Linked DNA regions of Homo sapiens: region 2 is linked to region 1. Evidence: read pairs that join two places in POLR2A ChIA-PET (ENCODE). Cell type or tissue: A673. All regions are shown on one strand. Each heading gives the region's core, and the rest is flanking DNA. Links, peaks and the distances in the headings are about the cores only. Region 1 overlaps NCK1 (NCK adaptor protein 1). Region 2 has its middle 24 kb from the start of SLC35G2.

What was found. Peaks named below come from ENCODE experiments on the same cell type or tissue, not always from the same donor. Only the 100,000 strongest peaks of a DNase experiment are listed, where the experiment ranks them.
Region 2: POLR2A ChIA-PET joins it to region 1 with 10 read pairs; 5 of 35 experiments call an interaction of 5 or more read pairs at or near these places.

The regions. Positions count from the first base shown.
Region 1 is chr3:136,928,838-136,931,654 of GRCh38, forward strand. The region is part of intron 2 of NCK1 (NCK adaptor protein 1); the gene reads left to right. Among named protein-coding and RNA genes, the nearest start is that of IL20RB, 28 kb to the right of the region's middle. RefSeq lists a silencer at 1,537-1,737. In A673, for the core only: no CTCF peak of the experiment used is centred there; DNase peaks (open chromatin) are centred at 1,344 and 1,624; H3K4me3 peaks cover 1,220 bases; H3K27ac peaks cover 1,985 bases.
Region 2 is chr3:136,793,865-136,796,681 of GRCh38, forward strand. No RefSeq gene overlaps it. Among named protein-coding and RNA genes, the nearest start is that of SLC35G2, 24 kb to the right of the region's middle. In A673, for the core only: no CTCF peak of the experiment used is centred there; no DNase peak of the experiment used is centred there.

The DNA.
Region 1 (2,817 bases), core at 177-2,676:
TGGGCAAGGAATGGCCTCTTCTTTAAAAAAAAAAAAAAAAAAAAAAAATTAAACTCTCCTTAGCTGACAGGAAGGAATTGGGAGGGACAGAATTTCATTTTTGGTGTTCAGGCAAACATGCTATTTGCGTAATTGTTCTTTGTCTAGGTGTAGAAGAAAAGTACAATTTCTCCTTGTGCAGACAGTTTGGGAGCAATATAGCATGACTGACAAATATGAAATACTGTTGACTCACTACTTTACATTAGTTTTTATTTATTTATTTTTTATGGTTTTGTAGAGATGGAGTCTTGCTCTGTTGTCCAGGCCAAACTTGAACTCCTGGGCTCAAGCAACCCTCCCACCTCAGCTTCCTGAGTAGCTGGGACTACAGATGCTTACTACCATACCCAGCTTAGTTTTTATTCTTATTCAACATTATTGTTATTCTAGAATGTTCTTCTAATTATCAATAAAATACAAATATTTAATGTTTTTAACCATTGTAAAACTGCAAAAACTAAAATATAGTACAATTTGGAGTAAGATATAAAGTAGTGGATTATCAGTTTCTGAGATAAAAATATTTCCAGTGTTCTAAAGGTAATTAAGTAGATATAATGTGATGTTTAACTGCTGAGGTAACTTTTTAAATACTTTTGGGTTTTGTGATTAAGACCATTATTTTTAGTTTTTCAATGGAAGACAAATCAGAAAGAGATTTTCCTTCAGTAGCAGAAGAGACCAGGGTTAGAATCAGCAATACTGGTTTTGTAAATACTGGAATTTATTTAAAGCATGATGATTAGAGATATTGGGAGAAATTAAGGTAATTTCTGTCAAGAAAGTATGCCTCATAGTGATACGTGCACAGGGTACTAAGACATACCCAGTTAGACTTTTTTGTTCCATTTTAAGAGGACACTGGTATCTTGGGATTAGAGTGAATGTGACAGTAATTAACAAAATATAGTGAAAAAACTATTATCATAGAGCAAAGGGGGGAAGTAGTCCAGTATTAGGTATTACTGTATGTAAATCTAAAATCCCATTTAAATATAATTTTTATTTGTTAATACTCCAGGATGCATTCCGTACTACAGTATTCTGATGTTATTGAGACAGTTTTATCAAGATTTTATCTCTATTTAAGTCTTAGGAAATCTCTGTTAACTTTATTACTGTATTACAGTTATTGCTACCTTTATTCCAGGGTGCTTGGAAACATTGTTTTGAGTTAGTGATCTGTAGTTAACCTGTAAAGAGATATAAGTCCAGCTTTTACATTAGATAAACTTTTCCCTTTTCTCATAATTTCTGTATCCCTTTTTGGTAACTTAAATATCCGGTGTAATTAATGGATTTGTTTCGCAATGGTTGTGCTGGTGGAGACATTGTTTGAAAGTTGAGAAGGAAAAGGGGAAAACAAAAGGATTAATTCATGAATATATTTTAACTATAAAAAATATATATGCTTTAAAGCATCTTCCAAAATAAGTCTGAATAATAAGGTCATATTTTTGGCCATGATTATTTACTTGTTATACAGGCTGTGTTATAATTTAGAGGAAAAAAAAGTTTTGGAAAGAGAAGCCTCAGAAAAATTTTCTATTGCCTGGGTGTGGGCCAGGTCACATGGATTGGGTGTGGGAAGTTTCAGTGTTGCAGAACAGACGAGGAAGCTCACTGAGAATTATCCTGAGCTGTGTTAACAAACTGACAGAACACAGAATTTTTACTCAAAATGGATTGGTTAAACGTCTTTAAAGATTTTTTCAGTAAGTTAATCTGTTTATTAAATCCACTGTTTTCTTGAAGTTGTGAATTAGATTTTCTGCTTTTGTAAATTTAAAGGAAAACTCTTATTTGGTGGGTTTATGTAAGCTACTACATTATGTGTATGTAATATAAACCAAATGATTGGTGATATATCCAAAAATTGTAGTTTCGACTTGGTAAGTAAAATAATTTTAAAATGTTTTAGCATGAATGTTTAACAAGTAGAGAAAGGATATAAATGGTTTGAGTTTGATGCAGTTCTAATTCAGTAATTTTCAACTTAGCACAGACATTTGAAGTGAATTAAATAAATTGTAAACATTAAAAACATTAGATAAAAAGGATTAGGTGAACAAATTTCTTCATCCTCAACTTTGGAATTAACTTTTTTTTTTTTAACTACTTTTTGCTTACTTTTTTTTTAGCGGAACAGTGTAAAGATAATCTTTAATAAAAACACTAGTAAAGAGAATATTTTTATTTAATTAATGTAGTATTGCTAGAAATTGATGTTTTGATTAATGTGAGATTTGATATTTTGATATGAGTTATGAGAACAGCTATACAACCAAGAGGAAAATAGTGAATTCTTGACTGTTATTGAGTTTGGGTCATGAAGTAAAACTAATAATAATTTATAAGAGCCTAATTCTGCTGATTCTGCTAGTGGCCTCCTTATGATCTTATAGTGAACTTAATTTGATCTCCTTGAACATTTGCTTGGTGTTTCTAGAAAAATGAACAGAGGAATTATTATAGAAGTCTCTTATGCACAACAAGCCTAAGGAAACAAAGAGTAACCTGACAAGAGATTCCAGAGAAAAGGGCAAAAGAGAAAAGGAATAAGCACTTTGTTGAAAAAGAATGTTGTAATTGTAATGTGAAGACTCATTTGTTAGCTTTAGTGACTCCCTCTGGAATATGTCTCTTCTGTTTACTTTTTGGGGAGTTACTAAAATTTCAGATCTTTGCATTTTTCATTTTTTGGGTAAGTTTTACCTTTGAAGAACTTACTTATTTGCTCATTCATTTGTTTATCAACACATTCTTATTGAGAGC
Region 2 (2,817 bases), core at 144-2,643, 140 kb before region 1:
CTCCAGAATCTGTGTTCCTCACCAAGTTGCTACACTGCCTTTTTTAATCTTTTCAATAATCCAGTAAAATAGTGACATCTATTTTATTGAATTGTACCAATTGAACAGATTGGATACTCAAGTTTAGTCAGGTAACATGTCTCCATAGCTTCTCTGCTTCTGACCACATTCTGCCCTGGGAAAATTCTGGAAACACTCCTAAGGGTTATTAGAATCAACTTTCCAGCTGGGCGTGATGGCTCACGCCTGTAATCCCAGCACTTTGGGAGGCTGAGGCGGGCAGATCACAAGGTCAAGAGATCGAGATCATCCTGGCCAACATGGTAAAACCCTGTCTCTACTAAAAATACAAAAATTAGCTGGGTGTTGTGGCGCCTGCCTGTAGTCCCAGCTACTCAGGAGGCTGAGGCAGGAGAATTGCTAGAACCCGGAAGGTGGAGGTTGCAGTGAGCTGAAATGATGCCACTGGACTCCAGCCTGGCAACAGAGCGAGACTCTGTCTCAAAAAAAAAAAAAAAAAAAAAAAAAAAAATTCAACCTTCCATCTCCCACTTCCCCAAATACATATACATACATTCACAGGAAATGTACACTGTTTCTCTCAAAGTTATTTTTAGGAGTCTAGGAGCCCCACATGCACAGAGACAAATTATTTTTAAGTGATGCTGTAAGGCATGCACTGGCAGGAATTGAATATGCAAACATGAGTTCAATTAATTAGAAGAGAGTGTTTCTTTTAAGAACACAAAATAACTGCTGTTTGAAGTGTGAGCTCGTAATCAGGAATACTGTAACTTAAATGCCTAAAGCATTTGAACTATATTAGCCTAAGAAAGTGCTCTTGGGATATGGAAGAGTATTGTCTTCCACAGACCTGTCAGTTGGGAGAAGATATAATACCCTAAAGCTGGTTCCACTCCCCTAGGTGTAACTTTGAGTAGGTTGAACATACAATAGTAGGGTAACCAACCATCCTGATCGACCTGGGACTATCCAGGTTTTAGCACAGAAAGTCCCCCATACTAATGAAACCTCTTAGTCCTAGAAAAACTGGGATGGTTAGTCACCCTCAATTGAGAACCAGTTATGTTCCAGCAAGGTGGTTTATGCCTGTAATCCCAGCACTTTGGGAGGCTGAAATGGGTGGATCACCTGAAGTCAGGAGTTCGAGACCAGGCTGGCCAACCTGGTGAGACCCTGTCTCTACTAAAAATACAAAAAATCAGTCGGGTGTGGTGGTGCACGCCTGTAATCCCAGCTACTTGGGAGGCTGAGGCAGGAGAATTGCTTGAACCCGGGAGGCAGAGGCTGCAGTGAGCTGAGATCGTGCCACTGCACTCCAGCCTGGGCAACAGAGTGAGACTCGGTCTCAAAACAAACAAACAAACAAACAAAACAGTTATGAGTGACAATTTCTGGGAGAAATTCCCTTTTGCCTGGAGAAGAGGAAATGAGGGTAGTGAGAGGTAAAGTTCATGCCAGGCAGAGAGAGAGCAGCTTGAGCAAAGGCCGAGAGGTGTGAAATGTTAGGGGGCTTTTGGGAAGTTGCAAGACTCCCTCATGGCTCTAGTTTAGAGTTGAGGAGTGATGTAGAGTAGAAAGTGAGGGGAAAGGGAGGTGACTGGCCAGATGTTAAACTAATGGAATTTGAAATTCCTGGATAGAGCTTTATGAGCCTGGTTCAATATTAAGGAGCTGTCACCAGGACCAAGAGCTCTTTTCTGGTGATGATGGTCTTTTTGAGTCTTGGTTAAATTAAAAACAAAAGAAAACAAAATGAAAATGGGCTTGGGGCTGTGGGCAGTGGCTCATACTTATAATCTCAGCACTTTGGGAGGCCAAGGCAGGCAGATCGCTTGAGCTCAGGAGTTTGAGACCAGCCTGAGTAACATAGGAAACCCTCTCTCTACAAAAAATACAAAAATTAGCCAGGTCTGGTGGTGCATTCCTGTAGTCCCAGCTACTCGGGAGGCTGAGGCAGGAGAATCACTTTAACCTGGGAGGTGGAGGTTGCAGTGAGCTGAAATCACACTGCTGCACTCCAGCATGGATGACAGAGTGAGACCCTGTCTCAAAAAAAGAAAACAAAAAAAGTAAAACAATAATAAAAGGGCTTGGCTTATAGAATCTTAAATCAGTGGTCATCAAACATTTTGACTCACATATTCTCTAAAATAATTTGAAAACTACGTATCTCCTTGCATTTTTTAAGTTGACATTTAACATTTTTATCATAAGTTTAATCATTGCAAACTATATAGTTTCTGGCACTTTAAAAATACAGACATTTGGCCGGGCGCGGTGGCTCACGCCTGTAATCCCAGCACTTTGGGAGGCCGAGGCGGGCGGATCACAAGGTCAGGAGATCAAGACCATCCTGGCTAACACGGTGAAACCCCGTCTCTACTAAAAATACAAAACATTAGCCGGGCGAGGTGGCGGGCGCCTGTAGTCCCAGCTACTCGGGAGTCTGAGGCAGGAGAATGGCATGAACCCCAGGGCGGGGAGCCTGCAGTGAGCCGAGATCGCGCCACTGCACTCCAGCCTGGGCGACAGCGAGACTCCGTCTCAAAAAAAAAAAAAAAATAGACATTTTAAAATTAAGTCATTATATAACTTTTAAATAAATCCAGTGGAATCTAAATAACAAAGCAATTCAATATTTGATATCCTCCCCATCAACATTATTATCATTATTATTATTTTTTGGAGATAGAGTCTTGCTCTGTGGCCCAGGCTGGAGTGCAATGGTGTGCAACGGTGTGATCTCGGGTCACTGCAACCTCCGCCTCCTGGGTTCAAGTGATTCTCCTGCCT